2 separate regions of the Homo sapiens genome follow, and region 2 is linked to region 1. Evidence: read pairs that join two places in POLR2A ChIA-PET (ENCODE). Cell type or tissue: Panc1. All regions are shown on one strand. Links, peaks and the distances in the headings refer to the core of each region. The heading gives the core; the rest is flanking DNA.

Evidence for each region. Peaks named below come from ENCODE experiments on the same cell type or tissue, not always from the same donor. Only the 100,000 strongest peaks of a DNase experiment are listed, where the experiment ranks them.
Region 2: POLR2A ChIA-PET joins it to region 1 with 21 read pairs; 2 of 35 experiments call an interaction of 5 or more read pairs at or near these places.

What each region holds. Positions count from the first base shown.
Region 1 is chr2:10,356,917-10,372,205 of GRCh38, forward strand. The region is part of intron 1 of HPCAL1 (hippocalcin like 1); the gene reads left to right. Among named protein-coding and RNA genes, the nearest start is that of HPCAL1, 62 kb to the left of the region's middle. RefSeq lists an enhancer at 10,962-11,769 and a silencer at 12,407-12,701. In Panc1, for the core only: no CTCF peak of the experiment used is centred there; no DNase peak of the experiment used is centred there; H3K27ac peaks cover 2,758 bases.
Region 2 is chr2:10,085,447-10,100,735 of GRCh38, forward strand. It overlaps the pseudogene LOC124900536. Among named protein-coding and RNA genes, the nearest start is that of CYS1, 13 kb to the left of the region's middle. RefSeq lists an enhancer at 5,727-6,244. In Panc1, for the core only: no CTCF peak of the experiment used is centred there; no DNase peak of the experiment used is centred there.

The sequences.
Region 1 (15,289 bases), core at 288-8,287:
TAGCCTAGGCAACATAGCAAGACCCCATTACCCCCAAAAATACAAAATTAGCTAGGCGTGGTGGCACATGCCTGTAGTCCCAGCTACTTGGGAGGCTGAGGTGGGAGGATACCTTGAGCCCAGGAGGTTGAGGCTGCAGTGAGCTATGATTGCACCACTGCACTCCAGCCTGGGTGACACAGCGAGACTCTGTGTCTAAAAAAAAAGATGGTGATGCTGTCCAGGCTTGACGTAGGAGCCTTCCGTTCCTCCTCAGGGCCTGTGCTCTCCTTTTGAGGAACAGCCTCCTTTTAGTAAATGTGAGGGTGGCTGAGGTGGGACATGAGAGGCTTGCAGTACCCACCAAGCCAGGCCAGCCACATGGCCTTCTCAACTCCTGGCCCAGCCCAGGTTGTCAGCTCTCTCAGGTTTTGCTCTTTCTCCTGCGTGCTTTCCCCGTGTTCTTCTGCACTGTTATCTTTCCTCTTCATCTGAGGCCATGTCTTTACCTTATGTGGTGCTGATGTGGGCCAGGGAAGCTGTGGCAGGGGCCCGGGAACCACCCCAGGGGGATGCAGAGGGAGTGGACCCTGTGGGGCTCGGCCATGGCAGAATTCTGCTCTGATTGGCTTTAGATCGTCGCCTGTGACAGCGTTTCCTCCGCGGAGTGTGTTAGGAAGAGCAGAAATGCCTCCTGCATCTTTATTAGATCCCTCCAAATGGAAATCCAGCAGAAAGCCGATGTTCTTGTAAATATCACGACCTCCCTCCCCATGAGGTGTTTGTAGAACAGTTATTTACTCGTTTTGTTTTCCCCACCTGCAGTTTACAGAAGAAAATCAAGAAAGCGTGTTTTTCCTCCATGCATAATCCCATCCCCGACTGTAACAACAACAAAACCGTCCTCCTGTTAGGAAGCAGCAGTGACTTCTTTAGGCAGGAAAAAAAAAAAAGCGTGCTATGCCAGAAAGCAGGAGCAGCTGGGAAGGGAGAGGGAGGGGGCCACACCTGGCCTACCCCCAGTCACCTTTTACCCAGGGATCCCCTGAGGAAAACAAGCTGTGACCTTGAGCCGGCACCAGCCCCAGGGCTGAAACCCCAGCCCTGTCTGAAGGGTTCCTTTCCCGTGTCCACCACGGCCCCGTGCTGTATAGCAGCCCCGGTGGAAAGCCTCTTTCTCCTGTACCTGGAGGAGTTGCTGGAAGAAGGAGAAGGCTCAGCACCAGCTTCTGGCTAAAATCGTGGCCGATGGCTGGATGATTCCGGCCCCACTTTAATAAACAGGATAGATGTGCGGTAACATCAGGTTGTCAGGCCCTATTTTGTGATAGAAAGGATGAGGAGGGAAACAAGCACAAATCAGTAGTGTCACAATCTCAACCACTTCTTCCATTTTCGTTAATAGAATCGGAGTCTCACTATGTTGTCCAGACTGGTCCTGAACTCCCAGCTGATACGGAAGTGGGGCAGGGAAGTGCTGGGAGGAGAAGGGCGGGTCCCTGTCGAGGGCTCCACCCCTGGGCCCATGCCCACAGCCCTAGGTGAGGACAGACACTCCTGCCTTTACACCCAAATGCTGCATTTCCCAAGACCACCCTGGCCCACCACACTCCCATCCTGTGCCTATAAAAACCGCGAGAGCCTAGCAGGCACACACAGAAGCGGCTGGACATTGAGAGGAACACGTGGGTGGAAGAAGACACACGTGGCTGGATATCAAGAGGACGTCGGGGGAACATGCCCTGGGGAAGAGCACACAACAGATGCCGGCACGCTGGCAGGCCACTGACCAGCAGAATGCCCCGGAGTTTGGCTGGGGCGGTCGGAGAAGAGTCAGGAAAACCATCTCCCTTCTGGCTCCCCCATCTGCTGGGTGAGCTCAATAAAACCTTGCACTCATTCTCCAAGCCCACGTGTGATCTTCTGGTACACCAAGGCAGGAACCAGGGATACAGAAAGTCCTCTGTCCTTATGATAAGGCAGGGGTATAATTGAGCTGACTAACACAAGCTGCCTACGGATGGCAAACTAAAAGAGCACCCTGAATGCCCACCGGGGCTTCAGCTGTAAACATTCACTCCTAGACACTACCATGGGGTTGGAGCCCCACAGCCTGCCCGTCTGCATGCTCCCCTTGAGGTTTGACCCGTCTGCATGCTCCCCTCGAGGTTTGACCCGTCTGCATGCTCCCCTAGAGGTTTGAGCAGCGGGACACTGACGAAGCGAGCCATACCCCCATCACATGCCCTTTGAGGGGGAAAAGGGAACCTTTCCCGTTTCACAGCCACAGTTTCCTGCTGTTTTCTGAAATTCCTGGTGGCCACTCCCTTGGTGTCCATGGGTGTCTGGTGTGTGCCTATGTTTGCTGCGGGCTGGCTCGGCGAGGGGGAGGTGGGCAGCTGGGGGCTCTCTGGACCCTGCGGCTGGCATGGGTTAGTGGCTCCGTGTCACCTGGTTCCTCTCACCTCTGTTTTCCCTTCTAGCCCCTGCAGGCAGGAGACTTCAACGCAGAGATTAAGAAGTTGAGATGTCTTTGTTCCCAGAGGAAAGTCCCTGCAGGCCCCGGCCTCATGGCCTCTGTGACAGCAGCAGGATTAGAGGCAGAGTTGGCCCAGAGGGAACATTTCTCCCACCCTCTGTCCCTCGGGGACCCCACTTCCCAGGTGGCCTGGAGGATGAAGTCAGGGCTCTGGCCTCATTGAGGGCCTGGAACTCTTTAGAGCCCATCAGGACCAAGCTCTGGTGGCCTTCCAGGCCCACTCAGTGGCTGGCGGTCCCACCTCCAAATGCAGGCAGACCACACTCCCTGAAGGGCAGTGGCAAGGCCAGGCCAGCACCTCTCCACTCTGAGGAAGGGGCCTTACCCAGATCCCCGTGTCCCCCACAGCGGTGGCGGTTTTATTGATGTATTGTGAAGGCACAGGGAGGGCCCTTTCCAGAGCAGGCTGCATCTCCCCTCAGCTTCCACACTCTGAACCTGCCTCCTGCCTCCTTCCACAGTGCCCGCCGGGTCCACAGCGCCCGCCGGGTCCACAGCGCCCGCCGGGTCCACAGCGCCCACCAGGTTTGATGTGGGCTGAGCACACCGTCACTAACTCATTCCTTCATTCATTCTTCACTGTGTGGGGTGTCGGGACCCAGCACGGGCTCCTGGCGCAGCAGGCCTCAGACCCTGGGGAGAGCTTTGCTGGAGGAAGTGCAGTGCCAAGGACCCATGTCCTCATTCCCCCTGGGTAGAGCGTGTCGGGTGACTCTGCTGCGGTCTCCAGGAGCTGGCAAGGGAGGGGTGCACCACCAGGGAAGGGAATTCCAGGCAGCAGGCACCAGGAGCCTCATCCAAGAGAAAGAGAAGTTCCCTAGACTCCCAGGCAGGGTGAGCCGAAGGGCCTTGGAGAGTCCCTGAGGTCCCGTTTCATGGGAGACTTCTCTCACAAAGCGAATGAGCTCAAATACGGAAGATGGAGAAATGGAAAACAGAAACAGAACAGAACCTCCACCTGCTGGGTAGATGTTAACTGAATCTTTTTTTTTTTTGAGATGGAATCTTGCTCTGTCACCCAGGCTGGAGTGCAGTGGCACGATCTCTGTTCACTGTAACCTCTGCCTTACGGGTTCAAGCGATTCTCATGCCTCAGCCTCCCCAGTAGCCAGGATTCCAGGCACCCGCCACCACACCTGGCAAAATTTTTGTATTTTTAGTAGAGACAGGATTTCACCATTCTGGCCAGGCTGGTCTGAAACTCCTGACCTCGGGTGATCCGCCCACCTGGGCCTCCCAAAGTGCTGGCTTGAGCCACCATGCCGCCCGGCCTTACCTGAATCTTATCACACATTCCTTTGGAAAATGAATCTCCTGTGATGGGAAACCAGCCATTTTCCTGGTGAGGCCTCAGCCCTGTAGCCATTCCAGCATAGTTAACCTGGGACTCTCTTCTCCTCTCTTGTCTCTCCTCTTCCTCCTATCTGGCCTGCTTGCTCCATCCTCCCCTGCTTTCTGTCTCTCTCCTCACCACGTGCCTTTGGATGTTCTGAATATGCTTTTGTTTGCCTGTCCAGCAGTATTCTCTCCACGGTCTCCTCCTGGGTGTCTGGCGTGTGCCTTGCGTGTGCTGCGGGCTGGGATCTGTGGGAATGACATAGTCGGACATGGTCCTGAGCCTGTTGGCCTGGGGACTCCTTTTCTGTCATACTAGATGAGACAGGCGAGACTGCCCTGGAAAGCCCGGCGTGTCTGGCCTCCCCAGTGCTGGACGGTGGCCAGTGTGGTTTTCCAGGCGAGTCCGTGGGCTCCTGGGTGGGTGGTCGGGCTCGTGGGGAGATCCCAAGCAATGGTTGTAGAGGGATGGGAGGGAATGGGTGGATCCCAGAGAGAGAGAGAGAGAGAGAGCAGGCTGGTTCCACTGTGGCCTCGTTGTCTAATGAGGAGAGTGTACAGATAAGTCATGCTTTGTTTTGCTCTGTCTCTGGAATTTTAATCAGTTGCCCTAATTGCCTTCAAATTATTGGAAGGGAAAAACGCCAGCAGAGGGTCCTGACAGATCCCAGCTGTCTAGCTGAGGACTTATCTTCTCATTGTTCTTGGGAAACCAGTCAGGTTTAGGGACTTGAGGTGGATGATTCATTAATTCTTTTAAACTGATTTCCTCAGCCATGTACACAGGTGTGAAAGCCCTTCTTATGTTATCAGTATTACCCTAATATATCAGAGGGCTAGGATTTCTCATAAGGCGACTGTTATCTTTTGATAATCACATAAATAACGTTTCCATAGTTCTCGAAAGCTTGCCAGATGCTTTCATGTACATTAGCTAACTTCTTAAATTTTTTTTTTTTTTTTTGAGATAGGGTCTCACTCTTGTCAACCAGGATGGAGTGCAGTGGCATGATCTCTGCTCACTGCAACCTCTGCCTCCCAGGTTCAAGCAATTTTCCTGCTTCGGCTTCCTGAGTAGCTGGGATTATAGGCGCCCGCCACCATGCCTGCCTAATTTTTGTATTTTTAATAGAGATGGTGTTTCATCATGTTGGCCTCAGACTCCTGACCTCAAGTGATCCATCTGCCTCAGCCTCCCAAAGTGTTGGGATTACAGGCATGAGCTGCCATGTGTGGCTGACATTAGCTAATTTAATTCTTACAATAATCTTATGAATTGGGATTCTCATCTCTTTTAAAATGAGGAAACTGAGGCTCAGAGAGGTTAAGTCATGTGCCCAAGATCACTTAGCTAGTAAGTGATGGGCAGGGCTGTGGAGCTGGTTCACTTGACTCTGCTGCCATTGCATCCAGTTTGCTCTGCCAGCGAGTCAATTGAGCATTTGGAGCATTTGCTGTGTGCCAGCCTCATGGAGGCAAACGGAGCTTCGGAACCCAGGTGTCGAGAATGAGCTGTTGGCACTCAGTCCTGGAGTGGCAGCATGGGGGGCGGGGGCAGGAGCATGGGGGACAACAGTCCAGGGAGGGCCACATGACAGCAAGCAGAGCCTCGAATGCCTGAGTCCTGGCTCCAGAGAGAGGCCAGCCTGAGCTCCTCCATGTCCTACTCCTGTGGATAGACCCCCCGGAATGCAGGGGGCCGGGCTGAGCAAGAGGAGGAGAGGACAGGGAAGGAACATGTCTGCTTCTTTCCTTCAGGAAAGGAAAGGTGAGCTGGGCGATGGGGAAGGCCTCCACGGTGTTCTGTTGTAATGTTCTGCCACTTGGCAGCCTCACCAGGGACATATCAGCCCCAGGCTGATTATCTGCAGACCGGGATCCCATTTCTGCTGCTTTGGGAGAGAAGGGAGGGTAGCCCTGAGGCCATCCCAAATGCGAGTCTGTTCACAGAGGGGCTCTCCTGGCACCTTCCCCAGCCCAGACGCTGAGGAGGGCAGCCAGAAGCCCCTGCATCAGGTAGGAGTGCTGAGTCATGAGATTGGGTTGAATGGCGGCTTTAGCACAGCTGTGGCCTGTGTTAGAGAGGGTGAGTTTGGACCATTCCTGAGCAGAGGGGGACCTCAGAGGACAGTCGGACTGGGGAATCCCTGGCCCAGAGAGGGAAACTGGTTTTCCCAGAGTCACACAGCTAGGTGCCCCTTTGATGGTTCTCTCAGTGACTCACGCCTGTAATCTCAGCATTTTGGGAGGCCAAGGTGGGAGGATTACTTGAGCCTAGGAGGTTGAGGCTGCAGTGAACCATGATCATACCACTGCATTCCAGCCTGGCCAACAGAGCAAGACCTTGTCTCAAAAAGTAAATAAAAAATAAAACCCATTCTCACTCTAACCCATGCTGTATCTGATTTTTTTCCTGAGGTAGGCTTGAGATGGGAGGGTTGTTATTTTTTGTAAATGCATTAGGGGCGGAGTGGTGGGAGAGTGATTCCCCTGCAGCCCTTCTGAGGTCACTGCCACACCATGGCAAGAAAAGTATTTCTGACTCCTGGAGCTCCACGGTGTGACAGGTGGGCAGGAGCTGCTGGGGGTGCTGGGCAGACGTTTACCGTCCAGCACCCCCATTTCTGCTGCTCTGATAACTTGGATCGACTGAAGAACCTCGGGGCTTTCTTGGCTGTTTGTAGGAGCTTCCAGAAGCGACCTTTCGGGATGCCTCTTACATAGTCCTGCCTATACCCTCTACACGTGGCGTTTCAGGTCTGGAGAGTCATGTGGTGTAGCTGTATTTCTGGGAAGTGTGTGACCCGAAGCCTCCTCCTGTCAGAACCACCGGGGAGCTCACAAGCTAAAGTGCAGATTCCTGGGTCATCCCAGACCTGCTGAAGCCAAATCTTTAGGGTGGGGCCAGGAATCTGCATTTTAAACAAGCTCCGGAGGTGGCTCTGAGGCCAGCCACAGTTTGGGCACGGCAAGGCTGGGGAGCCAGGCTTGTTTCGGATCTCCAGTCCTTGTGTGGGCTGCGTGACCTTGGATGAGTTATTTCCCATCTCTGAGCCTTGGTTCTCTGGTCTGTTAAGTGGCAATCTTGCCCCTTCTGTTTTAGGCACTGTCGGGGTTGCCTGCCTTCTGGTAAGCGTTTAGTGCCCTGAGCCGACTCAGCTGGTGCTCAGGGAGGCCTGATGATTCGGGGCGCTTGGCCGGGTGGTGGGGTGGGACACCCCAGAGGGAAGGGCACTGGTCCCAGCTTGGTGGGGCAGGCCACCTGGAGGAGGGGTGGACCTTGGGAGTGGGTTATATTAGGGCCTCCAGGCCTCAGTTTGGGAGGAGCTTGCAGTGACCTTGGAGATGGTAGTGACCTTGTCCTCCTGCCCTGCCTGGGTGCACAGGCTCCCAGCACGTGGGTGGCAAAGGTCCTAGAGAGCACCCAGAGGCGGGTGTCTGCCTGGGGTCGAGTGTGGGAGCTGGGCCCAGAGCCCCCACTTCTGCCTGGCATCCGGGGGTCCCTCCGGGAAGCTGAGGTTGTTTTCTTGAACAGTAAGGACTGGCCAGAGCCCTGAGCACCGAGAGGTGAGGGTGAGGCCCCCCCTACTCTTTCCCCCACCCTCCTGGGAATGACTGCCGACATCAGGGAAGGGAGGGGCCCCAAGGCCAGTGACCTGGAATGCGATGGCCAGGGAGGCAGGAGCTGGAGGCTGTGTGGGGCACGAGGAGGCCGATCGGGTGTCCCGGGGGAGACTCCTCGCTGCTTCCCTCGGGATGGTTTCCATGAACTTCCCTCCCCGGCCCTGACGGCCTCCTCTCCTAAGCTCCCGCCTCCTTTTTTTTTTTTTTTGGAGACAGTGGCTCACTCTGTCACCCAGGCTGGAGTGCGGTGGTGCGATCATGGCTCACTGTAGCCTCGACCTCCCCCGGCTCAGGTGATCCTCCCACCTCAGCCTTCCAAGTAGCTGGGACTACAGGTGCATGCCCCCACACCAGACTAATTTTTGTATATTTTGTAGAGATGAGTTTTGCCATGTTGCCCAGGCTGGTCTTGAACTCCTGGGCTCAAACAATCCTCCTGCCTCGGCCTCCCAGAGTGCTGGGTTTATAGGTGTGAGTCACTGCACCTGACCATCCCTCCCCGCTTTTATGTCCTTTTCTCCCTCTCTGAGGTAGGGGGACCAAGCCCTCCTCCCCAAGCCCTGTCCACTGTGGGGCCTTCTACAATGTGAGCTTGTACATCTCTGTGATGTCACCCAGGTGCCACCAGGTGTGTGTGTCCTGATGCCTTTGGCCACCAGCCTCAAAATCTCCCAGAGTTCCAGGTGCTTGGTGGAAGGGATTCATGTACCCCTATCCCCATCCCTAAATGAGAGTGTCCACACCACCCGCCCTGAGTTCTGAACTTAGCCACCTCATGTACGGAAGGAGAAATGGAGGCCGCCAGAGAGGTCTAGGCCTCCGACCCTGACCTTGCTCCTCTTGGATGGTATTGGGTGGCATTCCAGGACAGCTGGGATCTTGATCATCCAGTGGGTGCCCTCACTGTGCACCTGCCTCCAGGTGGTGGCGCGGTAATTGCAAGAGCGTGAGCCCCTCCTCTGGGGCATGTTCTTGGAAATAAATACACCTCGTGTCATGGAGATGGGCAGACGAGGTGCCAGCTATTTGAACGGACAGCCCGGAGTCTGTGCAGGAGTTGGAGGTAGAGCGGGTCGAAGGCTTGCGGAGGGACAGGTGGGTCTCCCATGGATGGCTTTTCTTGGAGGCTGCAGCCAGGAGCCATTGTTTCTCTTCCCACCTGACCTTGGGTGGTTCCCCTTCAGCCCTGGCGTTATGATGTCCCGCCCAACCCCCGACCGCACACCTCCCTCCCCCTTAGCTGCTTCGAAGCCAAAGGTGTGGCAACAGCTAACAGGTGCTTGGTGGTCCCCGCCCACCCTCCTTCAGGCTCCCTACACCCACCTGAGTGGGCCTTTCTGTGTTCACTTCAGGGATGAGGCTTGGAGAAGAGGGTGTGTGAGGGGGTGCGGGTGGCCCTCCAGACTGGACCTAGGCCTGCTGCATTCTGGGTTGAGGTCCTCTTGCTGCCTCTCTGTGAGCGAGCCTCGCCTGCTGGGTGCTGAGCCCACACCGCATGTCCTCGGCCTCCCATTGAGATCAGCTATACGTGATATAGACCAGGGATGCACGCCTCATGAGGAGACGCTCACTCCCCCAGACACACTGAGTACTCTTTCCTCAAGCTCAGTGCAGTTCGTCCACGTTTGCCCAGCAGCACGCCTCCCGCAGCGTTGTCAATATTTATTCGTGGTTGCCGCTGCCTCCCTCCTGGACCGCCCATTCCCTGGGCCCTGTCTGGTGGTGGCTGGCCTTGGAGAGCTGGCCTCTCAGCACAGCACCGGGCACCAGGGCTCAAGGTCAGTGGGTGTGTCTTTGGGTCCCTTAAGGAGCAAAGTCTCATAATTTGCTTTATTTTGTTTTATTATTATTAATTTTTTTTGAGACAGTTCTCGCTCTGTCGCCCAGGCTGGAGTGCAGTGGTGCGATCTCGTCTCACTGCAACCTCTGCCTCCCGGGTTCAAGCGATTCTTGTGCCTCAGCCTCCTGAGTATCTGGGACTACAGGCACCCGCCACCACACCCAGCTAATTTTTGTATTTTTGGTAGAGACGGGGTTTCACCATGTTGGCCATGCTGGTCTCGAACTCCTGACCTCAGGGGATCCACCTGCCTTGGCCTCCCAAAGTGCTGAGATTACAGGCGTGAGCCACCACGCCTGGCCCCTTAATTTACTTTAAATAAAGATCTGGTTCTCCCAGATGAGGTTCACAGACAGATGTTCCAAGAGCACATCTGTCTGGCATCAGGAGACTCACCCATACCAAGCTCACAGTGCTGGCCATGATCCGACTCCCGCCCTGCAGCTCAAGCTTGGTCTGGAGACCTTCTCTGGCACCTGCCCCGGCTCCCCAGCCCCGGGCTTCCTGCATTGTGTGCTTCCACTCCCGTCTTCTCCACTAGGAGCTCTGTGGTACGGGCTTTCTGCACCTTGACCTCTGGGCCTCCCACCACAGCACGGTGAAGGCACCAACTATTTCACTGCTAGATCCAAGGATGCTGGGGCCGGGGGCAGCTCTGAGTGTGTCTCATACAGTGACCTTGTTTGAGGAGGCTGTGTAGGCCCAGGATTTTCCTGGGGTGAGGGACGCCAGGTTCCTTGATGTGTTGGGACAAAGACGTTGGCTGGGCGAGGAGGCTGCCTGAGATCCCACAGTGAGGCTGGCCCTGCCCTTGCTCGCCCAGCTGATCTGACACCCTCCAGATGGCCCAAGAGAGACCGGGAGGAGCATCTGGTGGAGGACCTGGGTGTTCTGTCTGGAGATTTCCCATTGCTTTTCCAGTTTATTGTCATCTGCTTGGGACTTGAGGGTAACTTCATCTCTCAAAATAGGCTGAGACTTTTTACAGTTAGATATTTAATATACAGATGACGGGCGGATGGTAGTGTTGTTTTAAGGGGGGATTTTGTTGCTGTCGTTGTTGTTGTTGTTTTGAGACAGAGTCTTGCTCTGTCACCCAGGCTAGAGTGCGAGCTCGATCATAGCTCACTGCAACCTCAAACTCCCAGGCTCAAGTGATCCTCCCACCTCAGCATCCTGAATAGCTGGGACTACAGGTGTGCGCCACCACGCATGGCTAATTTTTTGTAGAGATGGGATGTTGCCATGTTACCCAGACTGGTCTTAAACTCCTGGGCTCAACTAAAATTTTAATCTCCAATTCATACATTTCAGAAAGTATAATAATATGTAAAGCAAAATCATAATAGCAACAACAATCACTGTCATCCCACGGGTTGGTTTAGATGTAAATTTTATGCTTCCTTGCAAAAATTTGTCGAAAGTGCCAGAAAAGCCCTTGTCCCATATCACAGTCCCATGACCCACACTCCCATGGAAAGCCTTAGAACTGATGTCAGTGTGAGCCCTGTGCTGGAGTGGAGGGTGACAGAGCTTCGGACATGAGCAGCCTCTGCTGCTGCGGCCACCCTCGCCGGCCCTGGATCCCCACACAGTGTGGGGTGTTCAGGATTCCTCATGTGACCCTTACCCTGCCTGCCCTGGGACTGTGTGCCTGTGTGCTTGCATGTGTGTATGTGCGTGTGTGCCCATATGCGTGTGTAGGTGTGTGCATATGTGTATATAGGTGTGTGCATGTGTGTATATACCTGTGTAGGTGTGTATGTGTGTACATGTGCATTGTAGATGTGTGTGCATATGGTGACCTCAGTTCCAAAGCTTTCCATGTGTGTGTCCATACACATGTGTAGGTGTGTGCCTGTGTGTGCATATGCGCATACACATGTATAGGTGTGTGCATGTGTGCACACGTGCATGTGTAGGTGTGTGTGTGCATTGTGTGTAGGTTTGTGCATGTGTGTGCATACGTGTGTGTAGGGGTGTGCGTGTGTACACATATGCATGTGTGTGTGTGCATTGTGTGTAGGTTTGTGCATGTGTGTGCATACGTGTGTGTAGGTGTGCATGTGTGTGCACATATGCACGTGTGGGTGTGTGTGCAGTGTGTGTAGGTTTGTGTGTGTGTGTGCATATGTGTGTGTAGGTGTGTGTGCGTGTCAGCATATGTGTGTCTGCATTCACTCGGCCAGAGCTCCTTGAGGGCAGGGTGGTTCCCACCTCTCTGTTCCCCCAGCTCCCAGCTCCGGCCTGGCTTTTAATCACAGAGTAAGTCAAGCCTGCTTTGGGAGCCTTCTGACTCCCCCAGACACACTGAGTACTCTTTCCTCGAGCTCAGTGCAGTTCGTCCACATTTTCCCAGCAGCACGCCTCCTGCAGCGTTGTCAATATTTATTTGCTGTTGCTGTTGCCTCCCTCCTGGACCGCCCATTCCCCAGGCCCTGTCTGGTGGTGGCCGCCCTTGGGGAGCTGGCCTCTCAGCACAGCGCCGGGCACCGGGGCTCAAGGTCAGTGGGTGTGTGTTTGGGCTTGAACTGATGTGTGTGTTTACTGAGCTTTCTCCGCAGCCTGCTCCGGCAGCTCCAAAATGGCATTTCAGGAATTGAATTACCGACATTTCAGTACTTGCGGAATCCAGGAATAGATTATTTGATTGTATCTGTTGGAAGTCATTGCCGTAACTGGCTTCGTTTTCTTCACCAACATCTAAACCGAGTGGGGAGGGACCGCAGGAGAATGCTGTGGTGACTTGATTTTCCCAAAAGCACATCTCCCAAGCTGGCGGCAGCCGATGGCGTTGCCCTGTGACTGGGGGAAGCCTGAGGACTCACGGTCGCCTCAGGCTGGCCACCTTCGCACTGGAACCTGCCCATCACATCAAGGAGCCCTCTCAGGCTGAAAACCCTGTGCCGGGGTGGCTGCAGCAACACAAGGATTCCCCTCCAGCTCTGTGATGTGGGGAGCAGAGGGCCACTGAGTCCTGCCATGTGAGTCACATGATGCCCGTGGCCTGATTTCTGTGCCCCCATCTTGCCTCTTAGAGTTTGTTGACCTCAGGGCTCACATATCCCTTGTAAGGGGTTGTGATGGCTTCCACGGCCATCATGGCTAGTTAGGATTTTCCTCCAGCCCTTGAGGAATTCTCTCGGGATTTTTTCTGGCCTTGCCTGTCTGCAGAATCCATAGAGGACCTACAGGAATGTCTGCCTCTGAGTCCATAGTACTTGCAGGCCTGGGAGGCTGGATCAAGGTGGATGTTGACACTTGGTGGGGCCGGAGCCCTGGCTTCCTGGCTGCCTCATAGCTCAGGCCCGTTTGACAGCATTTGTGAGCACCTGTCCCAGGCAGGAGCAAGTTCAACAGCAGCAAGGGCTCCAGGCAGAGGGAGGTGGGCTCTGATGGGACTCAGGGGCAGCCTAAATGTAGCAGAGAACTGAGAGGGGATCCCTGAGGCCTTCTTGGAGGAGGTGGTGGTTAAGCCAGCTAACTTTGTCCATTGGAAACTGTCACCAGGTCCTTATTAATCAAATAATAATGAATATGCCGTGTTCGGATCCACTAGGGAAAGCTGAAATTGAGCTCAAAGGAGGCATAGAAGTTCAGCTTGTAATTTTGAAAAAGGAAAAGGCTCTGGCCTCATTAGGCTGCCCCCAGTGTGTCCTTGAGACCTCCTTACTCCTTGAAATGTGCTTCTTAACGTTTTGGAAAAAACAACTTTCTCCTTCTATACTTAGCCCTTATCTCAATGTGCAGGCGCCTACCTGGCCCACTTATCTTCAAGAAATGTGCTGGGTTAGGCCTCAGGAGTGGCAGGCACATAGATACTGTATTTGGCCTTGGCCTTCTGCCCAAGTGGAGTCTCCGCATTCCTTTGTATGGGCCCATTGGGCATGCCTGGCTAATCTGCGCACCCTCTTTCCACTCTCCTTCCTGCATTTCTCCTTCCCTTCAGTAGTGGCTCCCTTCCCATTCCCCAAATCGCCTCTGCTTTTATCTTCTTCCAATCGAATTCCCGTCAGTCGTGGAGCAGGTGGGACACCTGTGTATGTTGCGGGGGCACAGAGAAGCAGCCTGTGCTCACCCATGCCTGCCTGCAGGTGCATGCTTGGGACTTGGCAGTGGGGGAAGATTTTGGGGTTAGGATTTCCAGGCTGGCTTGACACTGACCTGTTTTGTTCCAACCCATACAAGCCCTAAACCCTCATGTGCAGATCCTGCTGGCTCTCTGGGGAACACTTAGTTGGATGCAGGTAGGAAGAGGCTTCAAGGAGCAGAGGAGGGGCTGGCTGAGGGCCAGCCACTTTGTCTGGTCCCCAGAGCGGGGTCTAACATGTGGGAACTGAGCAGCAACTGTGAGCTAGCCCTCAGGCAAGGCTGCCCCATGATGCCAGGGCACATAGGGCAGACTCCAGATGATGGGGCCACTGCTGGCATTGGCCTTTTGCAGGGCACAGGAGTCTGCCAGGGGTGTGTTTTGGAGCCACCCATACAGGTGTACCAGCTTTTGGAAAATCCCAAAGATGTGGTGCCCTGCTCCTGGGGGTCTTGGGGGCTCCCAGGTAGCAACAGCGTTCTGGGAGGACGTGGGCTCAAATTCCAACTTTTCTACCAGGTTTTGGCTATCCTTCATCCCCGTGGGGCTCAGTTTCCTCATCTCCAAGCTAAGGGGGCCCACCTAAAGTTGTCACAGAATTGGACGTGTGACGGGGCAGCCCCCTTCACCTGTGGGATCCGAGGCAGAGCTGGCACCTCCAGGCTGTGGGTCCAGTGACCCGGCATGGAGCCAGCAAACAGAGGAGGCACCTCCAGGCTGCAGGGTCCAGTGACCTGGCATGGAGCAAACAGAGGAGGCCAGTGGGCAGGTGGGTGTTACCAGGGCCTGGAGCAGCAGGGGTGGAGCCCTGGGGCCAGGCAGGGCGGGTTTGGGGTGGCATGTGGTTTGTTGTGGCCCTGTCATTTGCAGTTTGGGTTAGTGGGTCTGGCTGGCCACCGGGGTTGGAGGGGAATGCCAGTGGGACTATACATTGTCTCCTTGGAGGTGACTGTGCCCCCAGAACTGAGTGGACAAGCCAGGCTTGTGTCCACACCTGCCCCCGTCTTTTACCCTCTTCTGGCTCTCCTCCAAGAAGAGCTTTTCCTAAATCATTCGCCCTGTTCACCTGGGCTTTGAGGCCCCAGGTGTAGGCCCAGGGGGTGGGGTGGGGTGGGGGGATGGTCTCTGACTGGATAGCCCCACCTGGGTAGGAAGCCCCCAGTGTGGCCCCACCTTGGCTGTGACCTGGGGGTCCTGCAGAGTCCTGTGTCCTGTTGCAGTGAGGGGTCAGTCAGTGGGAAGAGTGGACAATTAGGAGACACCATGTCTGTCTCCTCGACGCCAGTCAACACTGTTGCCTTTGTTCCCAGGGCAGCCTTCCCCTTGCCTTCCATTCCAAACTCCTCCTCCTCCCTCTAAGATTCCCTATTCACCTCCTAGAGGAGGCCACCTGAGTGTCAGCCAGGCACTGGACCTGGGCCTGCCCGGAAAGGTCCCTGGGCCTGGTGTGCTCCAAGAACCTCGCTGTCAGGGGTCAGCGTGCCATGGAGGATAGGGAGAGGCATGTGCCCTTGGGGACGTCTGGCTTTGTCCGGGGGGTTTTCTGCTGCTCACTGGCTTCAGGTCAGGGCTTGGCTCTGTGCTGCAGCCTTAAGCCAGCGGGCCCAACCGCCTCCTCCAGGCCCGCCAGCGCCTCAGATGTTTCTCTCCTTCTTAGAGGGTGTTTCACATCCTTTCTTTTGTTTGCCCTGATTATTTTTGCAGATGAAGGAATACACACAATGGTCATCTTTGTCTTATTTGAAAGCCAAACACGTTGCTTACACGTTGGGTGCACAGTGAATATGTATCAGTCCAGCGCTTTTCACCATCTGGTCTGGTTTTAGTGTTGCTTTATTTCTGGTCATTCCTCAATCGGGGCTAAAGATCAGAAAAATCGCAT
Region 2 (15,289 bases), core at 2,550-10,549, 270 kb before region 1:
TACAGAGGTTAACCTTTAAATACTGTTGGCTAAAAAGAGTGTGCAACAAACATAAAATGTCCAACTTTAAGCTCAAACCCCCCACTGTGAATATCAACTTCTCTAATGTGGAAGCTGCCTGGTGGGGGTGGTCACCTCTGCACACGAACATCCCATGGTCCCAGACACCTGGGAAGATGCTTAAGTTCCTTCTTCTCATTAGAGAGCTGAGAACCAACCAGTCAATTAATCAGCTCAAAGGAATAGAGTGCTGTAGTCAAGGCCCAGGTTAAATATTAAAAGCGTCTCTTAGCTCTTTAATTTGTAGCTGTTTAACTTGGTAAGTGGAGTTGAAGTCCCAGCCTGCTCATGGCGATTACTGATTAATGCCTGTGCACATTTGTACAAGACCCCCTGGCTGCACGATCCCTGTCCTCTGGAGTGCAACTTTCCTTCACCGCGCAGTCAACCTCCACCCAACGGGGACAGCTGACACTTCGAGAGGCCCTGCCCTGACCATTTACCGACTGTGGCTCGTTAAATGAGCCTCACGGTAACCTTGTAAGATAGATATTTTCTGCCTCTATTTTACAGATGGCAAAACTGAGGCTCCGAAGAGTGGGGAGCTGGCCTAAGGTCTTGAAGCCAGAGACAGCCAGAGCTGGGACTCAAGCCACTCTCTCTGCAAACCCCATGGTTCTTTCATGATGCTATCTGTACCTAAATAAATGACAAACCTAGCAGAATAGACCAGCGAGCTCTGAATATATGCAACTATTACCGTTACCCTGGGCCACCATGTAGGTGGGGTGACTGATATGGTTTGGATTTGTGTCCCTGCCCAAATCTCATGTTGAAGTGTATTCCCGGCAATGTTGGAGGAGAGACCTGGTGGGAGGTGATTGGATCATGGGGGTGGACATCCCCCTTGGTGTTCTCGTGATAGTGAGTGAGTTCTCGTGAGATCTGGTTGTTTAAAGTGTGTCCCCCTGCCTACTTCTTCCTGCTTTAGCCATGTAGGATGTGCTGGCTTCTGCTTCGCCTTCTGCCATGGTTGTTTCCTGAGGCCTCTGCAGCCATGCTTCCTGTACAGCCTGCAGGACCGTGAGCCAATTAAACCTCCTTTCTTTATAAATTACCCAGTCTTGGGTAGTTCTTTTTTTTTTTTTTTTTGAGATGGAGTCTCGCTCTGTCAACCAGGCTGGAGTGCAGTGGTGCCATCTCAGCTCACTGCAAGCTCCGCCCCCCAGGTTCACGCCATTCTCCTGCCTCAGCCTCCCGAGTAGCTGGGACTACAGGCACCCACCACCATGCCTGGCTAATTTTTTTGTATTTTTAGTAGAGATGGGGTTTCACCATGTTAGCCAGGATGGTCTCGATCTCTTGACCTCATGATCTGCCTTCCTTGGCCTCCCAAAGTCAGGTAGTTCTTTATAGCAATGTGAGAACAGACTAATACAGTGACCACCTATTTCTGTTACCCCAGAACTGAGAATATTCCCAGGTCATGGTGGTCAACCAGATTAGTTGGTCACCCTACACGTAGGGTTGTACAGGTTGTTCACTAAACAAGAGTGCCTGACCAAGAAGCAAATAGAGGCCTCAAGCCAGCCATGTTCCATTCACCAAGCTGTCCTCATGGAGCAGGGCTGTATCCCCCTAGAGGAAGGTACAATATGGGCTAGCTAAGGCCCTACTAGTCCCTCTGACACTATGAACCCGGAAGTTTGAGCAGCTCAGTGATTTGGGTAGTGATCTCATTGTAAACCAACCTCTCTCTTGCCAGGGAATTTCTCCCTCTCCCCTAAACACACACACACATTCCTAATCACGTTCTTATAAACTGTTCAAGTCGTGGGAAATGAGGCTGGAGAAATAGGAGAGATCCAAAATGCCATGTCTGATAGCCCTCAACACTGTTCTCCAAACATCTCCTCCTGGATACACAGCAGGAAGGCACTCCCCGCCCCGTGTGATCAGGTGTCACTTCTGGCCTGGAGCATTCAATCCTGGTGAAAGATGCCATCCAAATTCTCCTTCTCTTGGCTGCAGCAACTGGTACCGCTCGCTATGGTGGCAGCTCCATCAACCGGGGTCCTGGAAGGGGAGTCGTGGAGCAGGTCCCCTGGCTGGCTGGTGATGGACATGTAGCCTGGCTGACAGCCAAACCTTTGCTGTCAGAAGCCATTTCTGCTGGGGGCCGTTTCTTGCTGTGGCACAGCCCAGCTGTCCTCACTGAGACTCCAAAGTAAGAAAACGTGCACTTGATTCTATGAGCTGCACAGCTCCCCTGGAGAGTAATGGAGTCAGCTTTGCAGTTTTCTTCTTCTTTTAAAGAAACAGAGGCTCACTCGGTTGCGCAGGCTGGAGTGCAGTGGTACGATCACAGCTCATTGCAGCATTGAACTCCTGGGCTCAAGTGATCCTCCTGCCTTAGCCTCCTGAATAGCTGGGACTACGGGTGCGTGGCACCACACCCAGCTATTTTTTCTCTTTTTTTGTAGGGTTAGGGGTCTCACTATGTTGCCCAGGATGATCTTGAACTCCTAGCCCCAAGTGATCCTATTGCCTTGGCCTCCCAGAGTGCTGGGATTACAGTCCTAAGACCCTGTTTCCTGTACTGGTCTAGGTTTGCACTTGTCAAAGATCAACCTTCTGTATCTCTTCGGGGGTTTTAAACATGAGTAAGTTTGATAGTGGACTTAGTCTTAAATACATTCTTAGAAACTAAGATTTTAATCATTGTGATTATACTTTTTTTTGGTAAAAGTTACTTTAATGGTAGTCACATAAAATCTCTCTGGGTAATAAGCAAATTCTCATTCCTACATATTTTTAAAATTTGACATTTCTAGTTGGTTGTCTTGGGCTTTCTCTGTCACGGAGCCGGCCCACGCTTCTGTGTAGCTTTGCGGCCTTCCCAACTGTAAAGCAAATCCCCACATCTCAGCCCATTCCCTTCATGGCCCCTCAGAACTCAAAAGTCAGTGGGCGCTGGGTAAAACAGGGTGTTAGTGAAAGCCAGATAGGCCATTGAAGGCGCCAGGGACAAAGAGAGGGGATGTCTACCCAGGTGGGAGGTAAGTCATCCTTTCTACCATCCAGACACACACATCTGACATCTTTTTTTTTTTTTTTTTTGAGATGGAGTTTCCCTCTTGTTGTCCAGGCTGGAGTGCAATGGCGTGATCTTGGCTCACTGCAACCTCCGCCCCCTGGGTTCAAGCGATTCTCCTGCCTCAGCCTCCCGAGTAGCTGGGACTGCAGGCGTGCACCACCATGCCTGACTAATTTTGTATTTGTAGTAGAGACGGGGTTTTGCCATGTTGGCCAGGTTGATCTCGAACTCCTGACCTCAGGTGATCTGCCCGCCTCGGCCTCCCAAAGTGCTGGGATTACAGGCATGAGCTAGTGCTCCCAGCCTCATCTGACATCTTTCCAGTCCTGAGAGGTGTGTTTTTTTCACTCATAACTTGGTCATGGCTGGGAGCTGTGGCTCACACCTATAATCCCAGCACTTTGGGAGGCTGAGGCAAGCAGATCACTTGAGGCCAGGAGTTTGAGACCAGCCTGGCCTACATGACGAAACCTCATCTCTACTAAAATACAAAAGTTAGCTGGGCGTGGTGGCTCACGCCCATAATCCCAGCTACTCTGGAGGGTGAGGCATGAGAATCGCTTGAACCCAGGAGGCAGAGATTGCAGTGAGCCAAGATTGCACCACTGCACTCCAGCCTGGGCAACACAGTGAGACTCTATCTCAAAACAAACAAACAAAAAATAATAATAATTTGGTCCCTGTGCCATATGGACCTTACAACTTTGGTGGACATCTCTTCCTTTTATATAAGCATGCTGTGTGTTACAGACCAAAGGTTTGTGTTCCTCCAAAATTCACAGGTTGAAATCCTAACCCCCAGTGTGTTGGCATTAGGAGGTGGGGTCCTTGGGAAGTAATTAGGTCATGAGGTGGAGCCCAAGTGACTGGGATTAGTGTCCATATAAGAAGAGACCCGAGAGCTTGCCCCTTTCTTCTCTCTGCATCATGCGAGCACACAGCAAGAAGGCTGTCTGCAAACCAGGAAGACAGCCCTCGCAGGACACTGGATCTATTGGCGCCTTGATCTTGGAGTTCCCAGCCTCCGGAACTGTGAGAAAGAAACATTTATTCTTTCAGCCATCCAGTCTGTGGTATTCTGTTAGAGCATCCTGAGCTAGGATGGTGTGTTTAAGAGAATGGGAATACTTAGACCTGAAAATGGAGTGTTGCATTCAGGGGTCAGCAATCTGTAGCCACCAAGCCAAATTTAACTTCCAACTGTTGCTGTAAATAAAGTTTTATTGCAACACAGCTACCCGCCCGTTTGTTTGCATGTTTCTCTGGCTGATTTTGCATCACTATGGCTGAGAAATAGTCACCATCTGGCCCTTACAGAAAAAGTTTGCCAATCCCTGGTTTAGTTAATAGTTCTCTGCGTTTCACCCATTAATCCCAGGTGATATGGTTTATTCACGAAAGAAAAGGCAGTTAATATTAACCACCTAAGATCTTTAGTTACTTATTTCTGCCTTCATAGCTAACTCACTGTTCTCACCTGGGGCCTCAGGGAAGATTGTTGAGTTATGAAACCCAAAGTAAAAAGGGGAAATAAATTAGTCTCCCTCATGTTTAAATTCCTCCTTTTGGAAGAACAAAAAACTAGATCTGAAAATCATTTTTCCTTTTCTGCTTCTTCTAAATTTCTTTATTCCTACCAGATAAATGTGTTTTTGTTTTCCAGCTGTGACTCCAGACAGGATCCAGAGAGGGGTTCACAGTCTTCTCTGGGTTTTATGGAGACTTACTTTGCCCTTCTGTGTTAGCCTCTTAAGGCGCTGTGTTAACCTTAGGCACAGGAAGGCAGGAGAATCGCTTGAACCTGGGAGGCGGAGGTTGCAGTGATCCGAGATCACGCCATTGCACTCCAGCCTGGGTGACAAAGACTCCATCTCAAAAAAAAAAAAAAAAAAAAAGGCACAGGAAAGGGGGCAGATAAAATGTTAAAAGCATTTCCACTCCCTTGTTCTTTTTCTTCTTCAGACTCTAATAAAAGGATAAAATCTTTTAGATTTCCAGTTTTGCAGCATCGGCACTAGAAATCAATTAAAATCTATTTTTAGTCCACTCAAGAATACTTATCCAAAAAAAAAGAATAGCTATCCAAATGTTTTGACTACTTAAACTGAAAGCAAACTTACACCAAAATGAAATTATCAGAAAAGAAGCTCAATCTGTTTGCACAAGTGTACACCTCACATGTTCCATTTGATTCAACTCTACAAATGTTTGTAGAGCACCTACCGTGTGATACATTTAGGGATATAGACATGAATAATCCATAATCCCTACCCTCAAGATGCTCAGGGGCCAGTGGAATAGTTAAAGTAACTGGAGAAACATGTAATAACAGGTGCAAACTACAAAGGAAGGGCCATGCACAGTGGCTCACGCCTGGAATCCCAGCACTTTGGGAGGCCAAGGCAGGCGGACTGCTTGAGCCCAGGAGTTCAAGGCCAGCTTAAGCAACTTAGTAAGACTTTATCTTTACAAAAAAAAAAAAAAAAATTAGCCAGGCATGGTGGTACACACCTGTAGTCCCAGCTACTCAGGAGGCTGAGGTGGGAGGATCCCTTGAGCCCAGAGGGTGGAGGCTGCAGTGAACTGTGATCACACCACTGCACTCCAGTCTGTGCAACAGCGTGAGACCCTGTCTCAAAAAAAGAAGGAAGTAGGAGTTTCTCCAAGCAGAAGAAAAATGAGAAGGGAAGGTACTGAGGTAGTGAGAGGTGACAGCGTGCTGGCAGCCCGCGCTCGCTCTCGGAGCCCATTCTGGCCACGCTTGAGGAGCTCTTCAGCCCGCTGCTGCACTGTGGGAAGCCCTTCCTGGGACGGGCGAGGCCGGAACCTGCTCCCTCAGCCTGTGGGGAGGTGTGGAGGGAGAGGCACGGGCGGGAACCGGGGCTGCGCATGGTGCTTGCGGGCCAGCTAGAGTTCCGGGTCAGCTAGAGTTCCGGATGGGTGTGGGCTTCGCGGGCCCGCATACGGAGCGGCCGGCCGGTCCATCGGCACCAGGCAGTAAGGGGCTTAGCACCCGGGCCAGCAGCTGCGGAGGGTGCATCGGGTCCCCCAGCAGTGCCGGCCCACCGGTGCTGCGCTTGATTTCTCGCTGGGCCTTAGCGGCCGCGCCGCGGGGCAGGGCTGGGGACCTGCAGCCCGACATGCCTGAGTCTCCCCCACCCGCCATGGGCTCCTGCGCGAACTGAGCCTCCTGGACGAGTGTCGCCCCCTGCTCCACGGTGCCCGGTCCCATCGACCGCCCAAGGGCTGAGAAGTGCGGGCGCACCAGACGGAACTGGCAGGCAGCTCCACCTGCAGCCCTGGTGCGACATCCACTGGGTGAAGCCAGCTGGGCGCCTGAGTCTAGTGGGGACTTGGAGAACCTTTAAGTCTAGCTAGAGGATTGTAAATACACCAATCAGCACTCTGTATCTAGCTCAAGGTTTGTAAACACACCAATCAGCACCCTGTGTCTAGCTCAGGGTTTGTGGATGCACCAATCAGCACTCTGTATCTAGCTCAAGGTTTGTAAATGCACCAATCAGCATTCTGTGTCTAGCTCAAGGTTTGTAAATGCCGCAATCAGTGCTCCGTGTCTAGCTAATCTGGTGGGGACTTGGAGAATCTTTATGTCTAGCTAAGGGATTGTGAATGCACCAGTGGGCACTCTGTATCTAGCTCAAGGTTTGTAAATGCACCAATCAGCACTCTGTGTCTAGCTCAGGGTTTGTAAATACACCAATCAACACTCGGTATCTGGCTAATCTAGTGGGGACGTGGAGAACTTTTGACTCTAGCTCAGGGATTGTAAATGCACCAATCAGCACCCTGTCAAAATGGACCAATCAGCTCTCTGTAAAATGGACCAATCGGCTCTCTGTAAAATGGACCAATCAGCAGGATGTGGGTGGGGCCAGATAAGAGAATAAAAGCAGGCTGCCCCAGCTAGCAGTGGCAATCTGCTAGTATAGTGATTTGAGACTGTAAAGGGTTTGTTCTTTTGCTCTTTGCAATTAAATCTTGTGAGTGTTCACTGTTTGGATCCCCAGTGCTTTTATGAGCTGTAACACTCACCACGAAGGTCTGCAGGTTCACTCCTGAAACTGGCGAGACCATGAACCCCTACTGGGAGTGAACGTACAATTCTAGACGTGCTGCCTTAAGAGCTGTAACAGCGCAAAGGCTTGCAGCTTCACTCCTGAGCCAGCAAGACCATGAAGCCACTAGAAGAAACTCTGGACATGCTGCCTTTAAGAACTGTTAACACTCACCGCAAGGGTCCGTGGCTTCATTTTTGAAGTCAGTGAGACCAAGAACTCGCCAATTCTGGACACAGTAGGACTACTAAAGAAATCAAAAGGGAAGGTGCTGAGGTAGGATTACTAAGGGCACAGAACCTTCAAGGAGGTCAGTGTGCCAGGCAAAGACAGAACAGCAAGAGATGGTGCTAATTCCCATGTGGACTAAGTTCACTGCTAGAGTGAGGAAAAGAGCAATCTGATTTTTTTCTTTTTTTTTGGAAACGGAGTTTTGCTCTTGTTGCCCATGCTGGAGTGCAGTGGTGCAATCTTGGCTCACTACAACCTCTGCCTCCCAGATTCAAGCAATTCTCCTGCCTCAGCCTCCCAAGTAGCTGGGATTACAGGTGCTTGCCACCACGCCTGGCTAATTTTGTATTTTTAGTAGAGACGGAGGTTTTGCCACGTTGGTCAGCTTGGTCTCGAACTTCTGACCTCAGGTGACCCACCTGCCTTGGCCTCCCAAAGTAGTGGGACTACAGGTGTGAGCCACCGCACGTGGTGGTTTTTTTTTTTTTTTTTTTTTTGGAGACAGAGTCTTGCTGTGTCGTCCAGGCTGGAGTGCAATGGCAACCTCCACCTCCCGGGTTCAAGCCATTCTCCCTATTCAGCCTCAGAGTAGCTGGGATTACAGGCACCCGCCATTATGCCTGGATAATTTTGTATTTTTGTAGAGACGAGGTTTCACCATGTTGGCCAGGCTGGTCTTCAACTCCTGACCTCAGGTGATCCATGCGCCTTGGCCTCACAAAGTGCTGGGATTACAGGTGTGAGGCCGAGCAATCTGATTTCCAAAAAGCATCCTGCGTTTCGAAGAAAGTGAAATCCAAAAGTGAAGAGAGGCTCCTCCTGCCCCCACGATGGCGTTAGGCATATGGCCTGTGCAGCACCACTCGGGTTCTGGATGAGCACACAGCAAACACGGAGTTTTGGAGTCTGCAGTGGAAGGAACCCTGGATAATACTCACTCTGGGAACAGAGCCCTGAATAAGGTAGTGACTCCTCCAAAGCCACTCAGCACGTGCTCCAGAGCAGTGCTTTGTTGAGGGCTGTGGTGTGCTGGGCACCCTGTGAGGCTCTGAAGTTCCCTCAGCAGCATAATGGGGTAGATTCTGTGAACGTCCACTTGATGGACAGGGCATGGAGTCTTGGGGAGCCTAAGATACTTGCCCACAGTCACACGGCTAATCCATGGGGGAGCCTCGGGGTCTCCCTCCAGGGACCATGCCCTTCTGACACCTTCCTTAACCTGAGGCCAGGATCCTGGCTCCCGGCCGTGACCTCCATCACCAGCAAGCCACTGATACTAATAGACCAGCAGACAGTTGCACAAATGGCTTCAGTGGCATCTGTAAAGCATGTGTACCTGTCCTTGAGGGAACTCTCTCCCAGACTGGAGCCGGGTCGGCATCTTCCACTCCTGAAAGGATCAGGGTCCATCTTCCAGTTCGTATAACCTGGCACCCACGTGCCCGCCTCTAGTGGCCAAATGCGTGAGGGGATTATTTGGATTTGTGTGGCATCTGAACCATCATTAATTACATTAGGCTCTCCACTGCATCTCTTAAGTCCAAATGAGATCTGAACACCAGCTGCCCTTAGAGCAAGCTCGGGTTGCCATGGTAACCGAGCCATCCTGCTCCTCTGGACTCCAGCAGTCCAAGTAACACCACTCGGGTCTTGGCTACAAAGCTCAGCTTTCAGCAGGCCCGTCTCTCACCTCTAGCTGCCTGTTTCAGAACACTGGGTGGGGAGCGGAGAGCTTAAGTAAGGTACTTTCCTTGATCTGATCTTCCTCTGATTAGCCTATCAGCTAGTTCACATGCATTGACTGCGCACCAGCTGCATGTGAGGCCCGGTGCTGAGCGTGGGTATGGGGGTGCCTTTAGCATATGGAGATGGAATCTAAAGTCTAGGGAACATGTCGTTTGTAATTCTGCAAACACTTGTGGCCCGGCTAGTCTCAGGCATTGTGCTAAGCACTGTGGGGAGATGAGCTTGACATAGACCGACCCTGCCCTCAAAAAGCGTGTACCGACTGGGGAGATAAAAGGGTGAACAAATAACTGCAGTCCAGCGGGATAAATTGGATAGAGCTCGCACACAAAGTCATGGGGCAAGTACCTCTGCCTGGGGGCATCAGGGCAGACTTCCCAGCAGAGGCAGGTTTTGAACTGCTTCTTAAAAGATAGAGGTTGCTGGGCACGCTGGCTCACGCCTGTAAATCCAGCACTTTGGGAGGACAAGGTGGGTGGATCACTTGAGGTCAGGAGTTTTGAGACCAGCCTGGCCAACATGGCCCATCTCTACTAAAAATACAAAAATTAGCTGGGTGTGGTGGCACACGCCTATAATCCCAGCTACTCAGGAAGCTGAGACAGGAGAATGGCTTGAATCTGGAAAGTGGAGGTTGAAGTGAGCTGAGATCGTGCCACCGCACTCCAGCCTGGGCAACAGAGTGAGACTCTGTCTCAAAAGAAAAAAAGATAATTAGGCGTTCACCAGGCAGAGACAATGGAAAAGGGCTGTGCAGTCATGCAGCCAAGAGAGAAGAGCATCGGCAGCCCAGCGAGCCAGTCGGGATGGGAAAGCGTGCGGGATGGGAGGGGAGGTGGGTGGGTCCAGATTAGAAGAAGCTTGACCGCTGCTGAGCAGGTTGGTTTTCATTCTGAGGACTGTGGGGAGTTTATAGAGTGAGTTTCAGCTGCCCAGCACAGGAAATGGAATGGAGAGGACAAAACAAAAGGCCCAGAGCCCAGCTGGACGGCTGGGACAGTGGTCCCGATGAGCTGGGGCGAGGTGGGGTCTCTCCTTCCAAATGGCAGCATTCTTCCATCTCAGTAGCAAACTGTGGAGCTGATACTTTGATCCTGAATGGGTTTGCGGGGGCCAAACCCTTTCCTTCACCATTTGTGCTGTCAGGGGGAACAGGCATCTCAAGAGGGTTGTTTCCTGCCTTGCTAATTTTTTGTATTTTTAGTAGAGACGGGGTCTCCCCATGTTGGCCAGGCTGGTCTTGAACTCCTGACCTCAGGTGATCTGCCCGCCTTGGCCTCCCAAAGTGCTGAGATTACAGGTGTGTGCCACCGGGCCCGGCCAATCCAGATCCCTTTATTTTGCTTTATTTTCTTTCCATAACCCTTTGCCTTCTAAGGTACAATTCAATGTACTTATTGATTATGTTTATCAATTGTTATACTTATTGGTTGCATTTACAGTGTCTGAACCTCAATAACTATTTGTTACCTTGCTGAATAGTGTGAGAGGAGGATGTATGACAGCCTCTCTCTTCTCCGGGACAAGCCTGGGCAAATAGTCCTCAGAACTGCTCCTCATAGGTTTTTGTTCTTCTAGGGCAGGGATATTTCTAGCCACATGCACATTGTCTGTCTGGAGCAGGAGTGGGGTCTGTTCCCAAGTGCCAACTCTAGGGAGCAGTGGCGCTTGGGAAATGGAGGCACTCTGGATTCAGGGGAAGTCTTCTATCTGTGTGCTGTGGATAAACTACTTCATCTCACCGCGCCTTCAAGTGCAATGAATAATAAATGCCCACCTGGCTGTGTTGTTGTGAGAAGTGAATACAATTAAAAGTGATTATGCATGTTGAGGAATCAGTACAGCATGTAGAAGATAACGAGGCTCAAACAGTGAGCTATAAACGGTTTTGCAAAAGACAGCTACTTAAAATTCGAAATACATTTTCCCAGAAAGTCAGTGGAAAGAACCTGTTCCCTGGAGTTCATGAGAAAAGTTTGGTAACTGAGTGGAGAATGTATCACCAGCTGAAGGCTGGTGTCAACTCAGTGACCGGTTTTGAGGCCCTAGCCCCGGCCACCCTGTTCTGGTGATGGGTGGGGCTGCTTTAATCATAGCCTTATTTTACCTTTGGCTCTGGACATATGAATAGGGTTGGAAATCAGAGCTCAAAGGACAGAGCCGGCGCAGCCTAAACGCCATCCTTCCAGGTGGGCAAGCAGAAGCCTGGGGAGAGGGAAGCAGCTCCCCTGGATCACAGGACAGAGGACCAGTGGGAGGACTGCGCAGGGTAGCAGGTGAAGGCCTCCCAGCGCAGCGGCTCCCAGAGGAGTGTGGAGCTGCCCCAGGCGCTAGCAGCCAGTGAGCAGAGAGGGGCTCCACAGGGGTCGGCCTGTCCTCCAAATCCATCCTTTTTTTTTTTGAGACAGACTCTCGCTTTGTCACCCACCTAGAGCATAGTGGTGCGATCTCGGCTCACTGCAAACTCTGCCTCCTGGGTTCAAGTGATTCTCCCTCCTCAGCCTCCTGAGTAGCTAGGATTACAGGCACATGCGACCACACCCAGCTAATTTTTCTATTTTTAGTAGAGACAGGGTTTCACTATGTTGGCCAGGTTGGTCTCCAACTCCTGACCTCAAGTGATCTGCCTCTCTCAGCTTCCCAAAGTGCTGGGATTACAGGTGTGAGCCACCACACCCAGCCCCATTTGATGCTCAGCTGACTGTGTCAATACCTGTGTGCAATGTGGAATAAAAATGTCTCTTCTGCAATAAGATGTCTCTTCTGCAATAAAAATGTCCCAGTGTCTTCTATATAATGAACAACTGCATCCTGCCCTCGCCTCCAAACCAGCCCCCACCCGGCGGCCCCTGTTCCTTCAGGTCGTGTTTCAGGTCAGTTTCTCCCAGTTCCTCCCAGCAGGAGAGCCAGAGCTTTTCACTGCTTCTGCCTGGGGGAAAAGGCCCTGAGCCACTGCGAGGCTGGGGCTCCCCCAGCGGCCGCCAGCGGTACACATTTCCAGGCTAACTCCAGAGCTTTGGCTGGGTGGGGCTCCTGGAACTTCCACACGGGAGGACTGAGGGCAGCCTAGTCATCTGCCCCTCAGTGGAGGGGGTGAGAGTGGCTAAGGGGCTTGACAGATGCCAAGGGGGAAAGCGCACTATTGGATTAGGGTCCTCCATGTATTTGAGGAGGGAAGCACTTGGGAAACTGATGACCCTACCCCCTACCCTGCACCATCACTGGCTCTTAACAAAATTTATTATTTATGTGGTCCTGCCATGTGCAGGGCCCAGTGCTGGAGGAAATACGGAGATTAATAAGATCTTTATGTCTGGCCCCAAACACAGCATGTCGTTCCATTCCACTTGTGGAGCACCTGTTATGTGCGAGGATTGCGCTCTGCAATTGTTTAAAGGTAATCATCCTTAACAACTCCAAGGGCAAGATACTCCTTTGCAAATGTTGGCGCAGTGCGTGCTCAGGAAAAGGAAAAATGGACTCATTGAGGTTCTGAGTGGGAGATGGGGCTTTTGGTAGAATAAAGGACACACACACACACCTGTACACCTGCTGCTTTGGTTCAAATGCATTTCTTCTCTCTTAATAACATCTATGGTACTGGGAAAATGGCATGAGTGGTTTCCCTCTTCTCCCCGAAAAGCCTGCAAGAGTGAGGCGGGGCGGGGGAGGTCTTGGTGGAGGAGGCTGGGGAGGGAAAGTAGTGTTCCTTGGCCTTCTTTTCCACCCTCAGCTACAGAGGAAGATCCAGAGGGTGAAGTCCAGGTGGTGGGCCTGGGAACCCAGAAGAAGGGCCAAGGGACAGGCTACCTGCTCCAATTGTATCCTAAGTCCAGTGAAGTTACATAAGTTTCTTTCCTGCAAGAATTCTCAGGACCTTCACTCTGCGAATGAGAGCTCCAGGAGGGAGATGAGGTGAGTAGTTAACACTTCCCAGAGCTCTTTGTCAAGGAGCATCTCAGGGATGAGTGTTCAGAGGGGGAGGAAGAGAGTCCCACGGCCTTCTGGGGACCCTGAACCTGCAATCATCATGGCAGCATTTCTTGGTGCATCAGAAACTCAGCCTTGACCAAATGCAAGGCACTCCAAAGAGTGATTCTCCAAAAGGTTTCTGAGACTAAATCTATTTGTGGGTCTTTTTTTTTTTTTTTTTTTTTGAGATGGAGTCTCACTCTGTTGCCCAGGCTAGAGTGCAGTGGCATGATCTCGGCTCACTGCAAACTCCGCCTCCCAGGTTCAAGGAATTCTCCTGCCTCAGCCTCCCGAGTAGCTGGGACTACAGGCGTCTGCCACCACGCCTGGCTAATTTTTTATTTTTAGTAGAGACAGGGTTTCACCATCTTGGCCAGGCTGATCTCGAACTCCTGACCTTGTGATCCACCCTCCTCGGCCTCCCAAAGTGCTGGGATTACAGGTGTGAGCCACCACGCCTGGCCTCATGGGTCTCCGCTTCCTGTGTTCAAGCGATTCTCCTGCCTCAGCCTCCCGAGTAACTGGGATTACAGGTGCGTGCCACCACATCTGGCTAATTTTTGTATTTTTAGTAGAGACGAGTTTCACCATGTTGGCCAGGATGGTCTCGATCTCTTGACCTTGTGATCTGCCCGGCTCGGCCTCCCAAAGTGGTTTTTTTAAATATATTTTTTATTTTTTTGAGACAGGGTGACATTTGTCACCCAGGCTGGAGTGCAGTCAGTGCTCACTGCAGCCTGGACCTCCTAGGCTTAAGCCCAGCTGGGCTTGAGTGATCCTCCCGCTTCAGTCTCCTGAGTCCTGAGTAGCTGGGATTACAGGCATGTACCACCATGCCTGGCTAATTTTTAATTTTAATTTTAATTTTTAGAGATAGGTCTTGTTTTGTTGCCCAGGCTAGTTTCAAACTACTGGCCTCAAGTGATTCTCCCACCTTCACCTTTCCAAAGTGCTAGGATTACAGGTGTGAGCCACCGTGCCCGGCTCAACTGATGTTAGTTCAGAATCTGTACCAGGCCTACTCTGAGAAAAGACTTTTTCTAATTCAGTCTTCTAAGATTATTGTAACCCTGGGAAGATACCTAGATAGGCATAGTTATTAGTAAAGAAAGGAATGAGAACCATGGAGTTATCCGTCAGGGTCCTGGCAGAAAACAGCTGGCACCCTCAAATGGGTTCATTTGAGAAGAGCTTAATAAAGGAACTCTCTGGGGAGCATATATTCAGGGCAACTCCAATCTATGTCTCCGAGGTTAAAAAATAAAAACAAAACAAAACAAAATAAAATAAAATAATAAAGGAACTCTCTGCAGGTGAAGGAAACCCTAAGGGTGGTGCCATACCCTGGGGCTAGGAACAGTGGGGTGGACAGCGAGCAGTTACCAGACCCAGAGAAGCAGGACTGTATGAGGACAGGAGTTGAGACCTCTGATCAAGGGATGCAGACAGCCTATGGTGACCCTCACAGAGTGAGCCAGAGAGAATCACCCACCTCAACTGCTCCCTCTCAGTCTCCTAGGGACACTCCCTCCCATCGCCTGAACCTGCTGGAATGAGGCCATGGGGAGGCTCTTTGCTGCCTCCACCCAGGCCAGGGCATTCCCCTCCCTCCCTGAACAGAGTGGAGTGGGACATGGGGATGCATCTGCAGGGGCTCCCGAAAATGCTCTTTGTGACTTTGTGAGCATTTTATTTATTTGCAATAGCAAAGTATTCAAGTGAATCGGTTATAATAATTTGTAAATATGACTTAAGTCACTTATGAGAATTGATATAAATTTGCAATAATTTAAAAAATATTTAAGACCCCCTCAACCCCCCCCCACATATATTTTTGAGATTGGGGTCTCACTATGTTGCCCAGGCTGGCCTCAAACTTCTGGCTTTAAGTTATGCTCCTGCCTCAGCCCCCCGAGTCACTGTGACTACAGGTGTGAGCCACTGTACACCCAGCATAACATAATGATTTTTAAGGTTTTGTTTTACATATAGTTGGTCTTGACTTAGGATGGCTCAACTACAATTGCTCAACATTACAATGCTGTGAAAGAGATACACATTCAGTAGAACCTGTACTTCAAATTTTGATCTTTTCCTGGTCTAGCAATATCGGTAAGGGACTGTTTGGCCATGATGGGCAGTCATAGCTCCCGTCAGCCTGGCGATC